2 separate regions of the Homo sapiens genome follow, and region 2 is linked to region 1. A link is a loop called in an ENCODE intact Hi-C map of the cell type or tissue named here. Cell type or tissue: heart right ventricle. All regions are shown on one strand. Links, peaks and the distances in the headings refer to the core of each region. The heading gives the core; the rest is flanking DNA.

What was found. Hi-C counts contacts between places; a loop is a spot of excess contacts. Peaks named below come from ENCODE experiments on the same cell type or tissue, not always from the same donor. Only the 100,000 strongest peaks of a DNase experiment are listed, where the experiment ranks them.
Region 2: a loop joins it to region 1, with 2.8 times the contacts of the local background. A loop is called at or near these places in 13 of 110 quality-filtered maps.

The regions. Positions count from the first base shown.
Region 1 is chr4:54,943,980-54,949,358 of GRCh38, reverse strand. No RefSeq gene overlaps it. Among named protein-coding and RNA genes, the nearest start is that of LINC02358, 100 kb to the right of the region's middle. In heart right ventricle, for the core only: a CTCF peak has its summit at 3,297; no DNase peak of the experiment used is centred there; H3K27ac peaks cover 779 bases.
Region 2 is chr4:54,681,017-54,686,395 of GRCh38, reverse strand. All of the region lies in intron 1 of KIT (KIT proto-oncogene, receptor tyrosine kinase), which reads right to left. Among named protein-coding and RNA genes, the nearest start is that of KIT, 26 kb to the right of the region's middle. In heart right ventricle, for the core only: a CTCF peak has its summit at 2,598 (motif pointing left); a DNase peak (open chromatin) is centred at 2,595.

The DNA.
Region 1 (5,379 bases), core at 175-5,174:
ACACAGCCTTGTTCATTGTTCAGTGAGGGTGTCTGTGGTGGGCTGAATGGTGGCCCCTCAAAAGATATGTCCACATTCTAATTCCTGGAACCTATGAATGTGACCTCATTTGGAAAAGGGGGTTTTGCAGATGTAATTAAGGATCTTGAGATGAAGAGAACATCCTGCATTATCTAGATGGGCCCTGAATCTAATGTCGAGTGTCCTCACAAGAGACATGAGAGATTTGACAGGCAGCAGAGGAGGAGGCAATGTGACCATGGAGCCAATGATTGGAGTGGTGTGACCACAAACCAAGGAGTGCTTGAAGCTGCCAGAACCTGGAAGAAGCAAAGAACTGAATCTCCCCTAGAGCCTTTGGAGGAAATGAGGCCCTGCCAATACCTTGATTTTGAACTTCTGGCCTCCAGAACTGTGAGAGAATAAATTCCTATTTAAAACCACCCAGTCTGTGGTAATTTGTTATAGCAGCCACAAAAAAATTAATCCAGTGTCTACTCAGTTGTGTGGACATCTCCAATGAGGATGTACAGAGAAACCATATCTTGTAGAAGTCCACAGAGGAAAGAAAGAGGGAATTTACTGGACTTTCTCTCATTCCCTATTTGCCTTTGGTCAAATTTTACTCCACGGGGGAATTGACTCTTCTCATATCTCCCAGCAATACCTGGCTTTGCTGGGAGCTGCTTGGGAAGCCAGAACCTTAAGGTGAAATGTTTCATTCAAAACCAGGAGTGGCAAAACAACAACAAAAACCTAGAAACAGAAGGCCACATGGCTAATGAGCCTTGGGATACAGCAGTCCCTACAGGGAGGGTCTGACCCTCTTGGCAAGCAACCCCAAATGCTGAAACTGCTCAGGCCCAAATGGATCTGGTGGGTCTCTATAGAGTGAGAAAAAGCCAGTGGCCAAGGGGCCCAGAAATGATGGTACCAAGGGGATCTGAGGAGGGACAGAAAACATGCCTGATGAGAATCACAAACACTCAACCTCACCATTTCAGTCACAATGACTTTATCTAGTGTCCACTGTGTGCAAAACATTCCTGGCATGAAATTCTTTCTGTTAACCAAGTTGTGACAGGTATTGTAGGAAGGCTCATTCAACATACAATCCCAACTCCCTCTCCCTTGCCTTCTTTCACTGTAAAGTCTGGGAAGGTTCATACTTTATTTTTTAGCTTCTCTGACAAATCATAGTGGCCACGCAGTTTTGGCCAATAGACGTAGGCAGCTGTGTATTGGAGAGGTTATTTCTTCCTGAAGCCTCACAGAGATAAATTCCTATCTCCTACTGCTTCTTCCTGCCTGGGGTGCCGTAGCCATCATGTAACCATGGGTCTAATACATAAAAAGAGGCCAAAAAGAATCCTAAAGACATGTGTCTGGATGCCACTGAACTGTGGAACCAGCACCAGCAGCTGTCTATCCTTTGACTTCTTGCTGTGTGTGTATATTAGTTAGTTAGGACTGTCATAACAAAATACCACAGACCGGATGCCTTAAGCAACAGAAATTTGCTTTCCCATGGTTCTGGAGGCTAGAACTCCAAGATCAAGCTGTTGGTATTGGCAGATTTGATTTCTTCTGAGGCCTTTCTCTGTGGCTTGCAGATGGCTATTTTTAATGGGTACATCCCCAGTGCCTCTTTGTATGTCCAAATTTCCTCTTATGAGGGCACCAGTCAGATTGGATTGGGCCATGATGGTCAATATTACATGTCAACTTGACTACGCTGCTGGGTTCCCAGATAGTTGGTCAAACATTATTCTGGGTGTGTCTGTGAGGGTGGTTCTGAATGAAATTAACATTTAAATGGGTAAACAGAATAAAATGATTGCTGTTCCTGATGTAAGTGGGCTTCATTCAATCAGTTGCAGGCCTGAAGAGAACAAAGAGGCTGGCCCTTCCATAAGTACAGGAGAATTCTTCCTGCCTGATGGCCTTTGAACTGAAACATCAGCTTTCTTCCAGCCTTTGGACTCTAACTGAAACATTAGCTCTTTCTGGGCCTTTAGATTGGAATTTATTTACACCATCAGCTTTCCTAGTTCTTAGGCATTGGAACTCAGACTGGAATTCACACATGGGCTCTCCTGGGTCTCCAGTTTTCCTGCTCATCCTGTAGATTTTGGACCTTAGAACCTACCAGCCTCCAAAATTGTGTGAACCAATTCCTTACAGTGTGTGTGTGTGTGTGTGTGTGTGTGCATCTCTGTGTGTGTGTACATACCCTAATGGTTCTGCTTCTGTGGAGAATTCTGAATAATAAAGGGCCCAGCCAAGGGCCATGATTCATTTTAACTCAGTCACCTCTCTAAAGGCCCTGTCTCCAAATACAGCCACGTTCTGAGGTTGTGGGGATTAGGGATCCAACATATGAATTTGGGCAGGACTCAGTTCAGTTCCATAACAGTAAGTAAACAGTCCTTTATTTGTTTAAGCTACTGTTACTTGCAGCTGAGAACATACTTAACTGCTTGCACAAGGTGTAGATTCACATACTAAATTTGATACTTCACAAGAAAGTGTTTGGTTATGTTTCCTATTAGCATGTACCAGTTTCTTCCATCTTTGAAGAGTCATTTAGTGGTTAGAACCTGGGCTTGGGAAAAAGTAGGTCTTAAAGGGGATCTGTTTGATGACCAGCTTTCGGGGCATCTCCCAACCATGCCTCTGTTTGTCCCTTGCCAGCTAATATTAAAATAACGCTACATGCCCTTGATGTGAAAGTCATTCCCATATGGAGTCATCATCTGGGCTTGGGGGTGGAGCTGGGGAGTTCGGCATCCATGGAGAGGCAGCTCTTTTTAGCCAAACGTATTGAAATGTCCTGATGTGTGCTTCCCAGCCGATGTCAGCTGCTAATCCGTATGAATTAATGCTGTAATAATTGGGCCGTATTCAGCAAGCACTAATTTCTTTCACTACATCAAATCAAGCCTCATGATTGTTTCGAAATAAACATGCCATACCCAGAATGTTGAATCTCCACTCCAGCAGCTGGGTTCCGAACAGATCTGGAAAGGTCTGGCAAGGAGGCTGGGTTGACCAATGGTAGGACTCATTCCTGAGAGTGGACTTCCAGACACTATCATTTTAGACCTGATTGGACCCAATTACATTTTAAAGATGAAAGGAAGCCAGGTTTTTTTTCTGCACAGTGTTCAAATTCACTCAGGAAACATCCTTCAGTGCTTCCGTCTTCTTCCAGAGCCTACACCTAGACAGCATAAAAGAAAACAGCCTAGCCGCTAATATCTCCAAATGAGCTGTCATTACCAATGCCTTGCTCATGGTGTCACTGGAGTGAGACCATGAGAGAGAATATTTCAAAGATTCACAGGTCAGACTGCAAATAAACCTCAGAGGAAGTGTCTAACAGACACTTACAGGCAAGAAAACAGGAAAACTGAAGCAGGAGAGGGCGAGAGGGCAAGGAGCGCGGGATGCTGGCCTTTACACTGCCTGCAGGAGGGGGAAAAGAACTAAATCTAGGATGATGAGATAGGCGGTAGACAAGACTGATGAGTTATGCTACAAAGAGTGTGGGGTGACTCTCCAAATAACATATTTAGCAGATCAGTGGGAATGTAAGATGTCTCACTGTAGTCAACTGGCGATGCTTTTAGTAGAATCACGGATGTCAATATTGCAATCTCCCTTCTCTTTCACTCATACACTCTCATGTTAATGAGCACCTTCTCCAGGCCGGGTCCTGTGCTTGATCCTGGGGAACAAAGCAGATACAGGTCCTGCCTTCCCTCCCCTCCTCTCCTATCCTTTCCCATCCTGTACCCTTCTCTTTCTCTCCCTCCCTCCCTCCTCCTCTGCCAGATCCTTCCTTCTTCCTCTCCCCTCTATGCCTAGGGTCTAAATAAATTTGGGGGAAGATTAATATTCTGTTCAGTGGAACCATTGTTTGCTAACCACTTACTAATTAATTTTCCAAATAAGCAATGCAGGACTGAATTGCACATCTTTTCTCACAGCAGTTGTTATGTGTAGACATAAGGATCTCCCCGCTCCCCACCCTGGGGTGCCTCCATCAATCTCTCCCCCCATGTTTGCTGCTTCGCACTCCACTCCCCATGAGCTGCTTATCTATCCACAAGCTTATAATGTCAGTGCCTTCTAAAGCTTCTTTAGAGTTCCCTCCTCTTCCCTTCTGTCCTCATCCTGTCAGTCAGGATGAAGAAAATTAAGTTGTGTAAGTCTGTACATTTCTCTGTGATCCCAGTTTCCAGGCCCTAGAGCTGTCTGGGAGCTGCTAGGTCACCTGGGTCTGGATTCAGATGGGAGACGTAAAAAGCCGCAGGAGCTCTGCGAAATAGGTGCCAGTGTGTCCCCAAAGCTCCAATTTTCTAGTCCATAACTTGGAAAGCAGAAAGAAAGCTGTGAATCAAAGCTCCAAGGAAATTGTTTATAGCAATGGTGTCAATGAACCAGAACCGAAAGCAGGATGAGGCTCCCAGGCCACCTTCTACTCTTAGGAGCTGTGCTGCAACATACGGTGTGTAGGTCGTGCACTGCACAATAGGCTCAGTGGAGAGGGCAGCTCCCTTTCAGCTCTCCCAGCCCAGCCAGGGGCTCTTTGCAGAGCTGCATTTACCACATGGAAGGGGGATCTTGTTATGCACTTGCCTAGCTGTTGGCCCTAGGGTTCATCTGCTTAGAGAGGCACCTTTTTTTCAGATTCACACAGAGGGACCATATATGCCTACTCTGATTACGAGAAGAACAAAATTACAAACCGATTGACTTTTTAAAGTGGTTTTTTAAAAAATTAAATTGCTTTTAAGGTGTGTTTTAGAATTATTATACATTCAGTGCTATCTCTAATACCTTTCCTATTTGATACTATAGTGATAATAGCTCCCATTTATGTGAACACTGTAGATGCCTGGTGTTGCACTGGGGGCCTGAATCTATTATTTATGATTCTTCCTCCCCTGCCTGCTTTTGCTGTGGTTCACTACAGGGAGAATATTCCTCCTACTTCATTGAATTTGGCCTTGGCCCTGGCCCTGTGATGTTTTGGCCCATGGAATGTGGGCAGAAGTAACAATGTTCTGGTCTTATAGACCAGCTGAGTCTATAAGAGGCATGGTGAGTTGCTGCCAGTCCTCTTGAGGTTCTATCTTCTGCCATGAGAGAAAAGCATGCCACCAGGCAATTGTCACCCTTTGACCTGAAATCGAGACGTGTAAAGCAGACCTGAAACAGACCCAAGCCTAGAGGCCAGAAAAGCTCAGGCAAGAGCAGCTGGGTACATCTAAACTACAGTGAATGGAAACATGAATACAACATGAATATTCATTATTTCAAGTCATGGAGAATGGGGGAATTATTTGTTATGCAGCATCACAGTAATAGTGG
Region 2 (5,379 bases), core at 253-5,252, 260 kb after region 1:
TGTTCTATCTGCATGCCAGGTCTCAGTACTGTATTATGTACATGATATTTAGTGATTTTACAGAATTTGGACAGTTTAAGGTTTCAAGCAATAGCACTATACCATTTAAAAATGATTAGCCATTTAAAATTCACAAAATAACAGACTTCATTACAGCATATTTAGTTTTTTTTTTTAAGTAGCTCCTTAAGTATATTTCAAGGTTGGTCTAAAGATGATGAACTAATTGACACAGGGGAATCACAGAACAGAGAAATAAAGCTAAAGCTAGAGTGTCAGTAATTAATGGCAAACAAGGCTGGATCAGTAACAAAGCAAGCACTTGTGTAACGTGTCCTTATTGATGAAATGGGAATTGAGCTCCTATCATTTGGCCTGGGAATACAAAGAAGGGGCTCACAGCCCAGTGGGGAAGACAGACTCACATAATTACCATACAATGAAGCAAGTACAGGCTAAAACAGGGCAGAGTATTATGTAGAACTGAGCTGGGAAACTAAGGCAGTGGGCAAGTGGAGAAGGCTCAGAAAAAGATTCCTAGGGCTCAAAACAAGTGATGTGTGCAGCCAGGCTGAGGGGTAGAAGAGGAGAAAGGTCTATCACTTGGGTCAGGGGAGAAGGGAGAGACATTCAAGACCAAATATCACAGAACTAGTGGAGTCAGTGCCTAGGAGTCACAAAATCATTCAGAATTGCTGCCGGTGTGAGGCTAGAGAGGGACAGAGGGCAGAACCCCCGGAGGCCTCCTCCGTCATGGTAAGGGGGTGAGCTGCAGATGTATGTTTTAGGAGGACTCCTCTGGGAGCAGTGAAGGACAGTGCAAGGGGAACAGAATTGGAGAAAGGTCAGCCAGGAGACAACCAGTCAGCGACCCAGAAAAGAGCTGATGAGGGCATCAACCAGAGGTGGTGGGATGAAGGGGAGGGGTGGCTTTATGCCAGGTGAGCCTGGGACCTTGGGTGGGCTGGCCCTGGACAGTGAAGAAGCAAGGAGAAAAATATCCCTGGTTTTGTCTTACATGATGGGGAGATGGGGTGCCAATAGATTGGAGGGGTAAAACAGATTTTGAGGCATTTGGCCCAGCAGGCAGCAGCAAAAAGGTTCTGGAAACTGGAGGCAGGAGGTGGGGTATATCCACAGATATACTCTGGAGTCTTACTGGCACACAGAGGGTGGTAGTGGTGTCCATGAAATCCCCCAGGGAGGGAGTGGAGACTACAAAGAACAGAGGGGCCAGGGAGAAATGACAAGGCCCAGGGTGGCTGAAGTAGGATAGAGATGACAATGACTCCACTGCTAAAGGAGAACCAGGAAATTCCAGATCAGACAGTGCACAGGGCCTTCTATAGAAGGTTGGTGCAAAAGTAATTGTGGTTTTTGCCATTACTTTGAATGGCAAAATAGATGGACACTAGAACCTCAGGACAAGGTAGTAGGTTGGGGAGCAGAGAAGGATGGGGAACCCACCCTCAAGTCTCCAGGGCACAGGACTGGCCACTGACAGCAGTGAGGAGAAACAATCATAGAACTCATACACTCATTAGCAATCCCAGCTGCATGTCGGAACCACCAGAGCTTTGCCCACAGTAGTCAAACCAGGATCTCTAGATGCAGGGCCTGGCAACTGGTACAGCAGAAGCAGGCCCGGCCATTGGTATGGCAGAAGTGGGACATGGAAGAAGGGAGCTTTGTCGTGCTGCCGGGGGAGCAGCAACTGTGGGGACTGGCTGGTGTCAGGGAGGAGTTTGGGGGAGGAGGTGGAGGGAGGACCCTCGGAGTCAGTGAGTGTGGGGGACAGTGCCTGATGGCAGCATGAAGACACAGGGTGCTTCCAGAAGGCTCAGAATGAAGAGTTGGGGAGATGAACATCCACAGAGGAAGATGGCAATAAAGAAAGAAGGAACTGAGGGGAGGGATAGCCAGAGGGATGACTAGAAGGGCTCCTAAGTTGACCTGCCCAGGAGCTGATGCATGTGTCCATAAGGTGCAGAAGCCCATTTTGGGCTCAAGCCCCCCTTTTTTTGGACCTACTCTTTTCAGGAGACTCTCAGTGGTACAAAGGAGCCCATGGTACATGTGGGTCCCACATTTCCAAGGACATGTGAGACGAAGTGTTTCCCAGGTTCGCCAAGGCTAGAGAGGGATGTCACACTGCACACAAAGGCACATCCTTTGCAGCGGAGGCAGTCAGGCTGCACCACCCCACCCCACCCCACCCCACCCACACACCTCTGTGTGGGCGTTCAACCTGGGTGGATTCACCTGTGGTTTGGGCCCTTCCTGCCTCTGCTACTGAGTAGTTTCCTCCTCAGGGCCAAGTCAGCCCTTCAGTTTTCTGCCTTAAACCACACGGACATAGTGCCAAGGTATCATTTGTGCCGATCCCACCTTTCCTGTAGCATTTTCATGTTCTGCTTTTCTGTCTTTTATTTTTGTGATCTCTGGGCAAATCAGACAGACTTCATTCTCTGCAATGAAGCATTTCCCCACTCAGATTCCTCAACATTGCCCAGCTGGGAGATTCATTTTAGTGCAACCCTCACCTTGACTCATTCCTTCCACCAGTTCCCAATTCACAAGCGTGCCACCTGGTGGCAAAAGAAGATGCCCTTGGGCTGCTTCTGCTTTTTGAACAGCACTCCCAAGATAGAGAACATGTTAAATGTTCTGTGTGCTTCTAAGGAAACTTACTAAGAGGACCCAGCAGCAACGACTCAAGCTTCCAGTGAGTGTGTTTTAGAGACAGGACATCTGTCAAAGCTTTTCTCAGGCTGGAGAAGACAAGCAAAATTATTAAATGTTTGGTGTCTGTTAAATATTTAATATTTGTATATATTAGATGAAATGTATAAATGCATACTTTTGCAGGTAGTTACACTTGGGTTTTGGGGGTTTTGTCTTCCCCACCCCCCCACCTTTTGGTGGAGAACGAGGTCTCACTATGTTGCCCAGGCAGATCTCGAACTCCTGGGCTCACGCTATTCTCCTGCCTCTGCCTTCCTAAGTGCTGGAATTACAGGTGTGAGCCACCGCGCCCGGCCATAACTGCATACTTTTGCTCTTAAGCAATTAGTGAAGGATGTGAAGGGGAAAATATATACTGGTAGAGACATAGCAGTTCTGGATTCTAAATCATTAGGCAAGTTACTTAGGTTCTCTAGGCCTTGTTTTTCTCATTTGACAAAGTAAAGAGTCTAAAGCCACTAACAATTCTAAGATCTGTAATTAAATGCTTAGAAGAAATAAATGCTGAGGTGATGGGATAACCCCAATTATCCTGATTTAATCATCCTACATTGTATGTTTGGAATTAAACACATAGGCCCCATCGGAAGGTTAAGACAGGCCGGGCACAGTAGCTCACACCTGTAATCCCAGCACTGTGGGAAGCTGAGGCGGGAGGATCACTTGAGACCAGGAGTTTGAGACCAGCATGGTCAATATGGTGAAACCCCGTCTCTACTAAAAATACAAAATTTAGCCAGGTGTGGTGTAGCATGCCTGTAATCCCAGCTACTCAGGAGGCTGAGGCACAAGAATCGTTTGAACCAGGGAGGCAGAGGTTGCAGTGAGCCGAGATTGCGTCACTGCACTCCAGCTCGGGTGACGGGGCGAGACTCTGTCTTCTAAAAAAAAAAAAAAAAACGGTCAAGACAAAGAAATATCGGCCGGGCGCAGTGGCTCACATCTGTAATCCCAGCACTTTGGGAGGCCGAGGCAGATGGATCACTTGAGGTTAGGAGTTCAAGACCAGTCTTGGCCAATATGCTGAAACCCTGTCTCTACTAAAAATACCAAAAAAATTAGCCGGATATGGTGACATGTGCCTGTAATCTCAGCTTAGGAGGCTGAGGGAGGAGGATCACTTGAACCTGGGAGGTGGAGGTTACAGTGAGCCAAGACTGTGCCACTTCACTCTAGCCTGGGAAATAGAGCAAGACTCCACCTCAAAAAAAAAAGAAAAAAAAGACAAAGAAATCTCTTACATTAATAAAAATTCAGTGCTTGGGCCAGGCACGGTGGCCCATGCCTTTAATCCCAGAAATTTGGGAGGTCAAGGCGGGAGGATTGCTTACCCAGGAGCTCAAGACCAGCTTGTGCAATGTGGCTAAACATCATCTCTGCAAAAAATACAAAAATTAGTCAGGCATGGTGGCATGTGCCTGTACTCCCAGCTCCTTGGGAGGCTAAGGTGGGAGGATCGCTTGAGCCCAGGAAGTTGAGGCTGCAGTGAGCTGTGATCGTGCCACTACACTCCAGCCTGGGAGACAAAGAGAGATCCAGTCTCAAAAAAAAAAAAAAAAAGAAAATTCAGTTCTTGTACATAGAAAGCACTCAAATGTTTGTGGCAAGAATGAATAGCAGTGATTCTCTTATAATATAAATATATAACTAAACATCTACTTTGTTTTTGTTTGTTTTTGAGATGGAGTCTCGCTTTCCCAGGCTGGAATGAAGTGGCACGATCTCGGCTCACTGCAACCTCCGCCACCATGCCCAGCTAATTTTTGTATTTTTAGTAGAGTCAGGTTTTCGCCACGTTGGCCAGGCTGATCTCGAACTCCTGGCCTCAGGTGATCCACCCGACTTGGCCTCTCAAAGTGCTAGGATTACAGGTGTGAGCCACCATGCCAGGCCTACTTTGTTTTTATACTACTCTTTGGACACAGAATTAGAATAAGGACCTAAACATGAAATTTGACTTACGGCTCTGACATCTTATAATTAACTATGAAGATGCAAGTATCATTCGACACTCAAAGACGGACCTTTCTCAGCTAATTATGTGGTCAGACTTCTCCTAGATACACACACCTTACCAGCAGCAAAGACCTTCATAGGACTACTTAATATATTCTCTTCTCACTCACTCATCCTAACAAAAATACAACCTAATGCTTGAGGAAAGACCTCCCCTTTTGATCTCAGAGACAGACTAAGAGGAAACCTTTCTCTGCCATTATGAAGTCAGTCTTTGGGGAGTTGGATAAGGTCTGGATGTGACAAGCAAAATATACTGGGATCCATCCCTGAGCAGAAAGGAGGAACTTTCTCATTTCCAGTGGGTTCTTCCCAACAGCCCAGCACAGTCCCCCGTTTCCCCGCACCCCCCACCCCATCCCCGCTGCCGTAAATATGTAGATTTCTGTGTTTTGATTTCTGGAAAGCACATATTGAAACATGAACCAGAAAAGCACTAAGGATTGGAATCCAATAAACACCAGAACAAGGCCCTCACCATCTGTGAAGTTTGGGGTCGGGGTAGCGAGCTCGTCCCTTCTTTGAACATTTTCTTCCTTCACTTAAAGAACAATTCAGAACAAAGTAAAAAGAAACAGGTCAAAAGAGCATGGCAAAGGTCAGCCACACTAGTCAAAG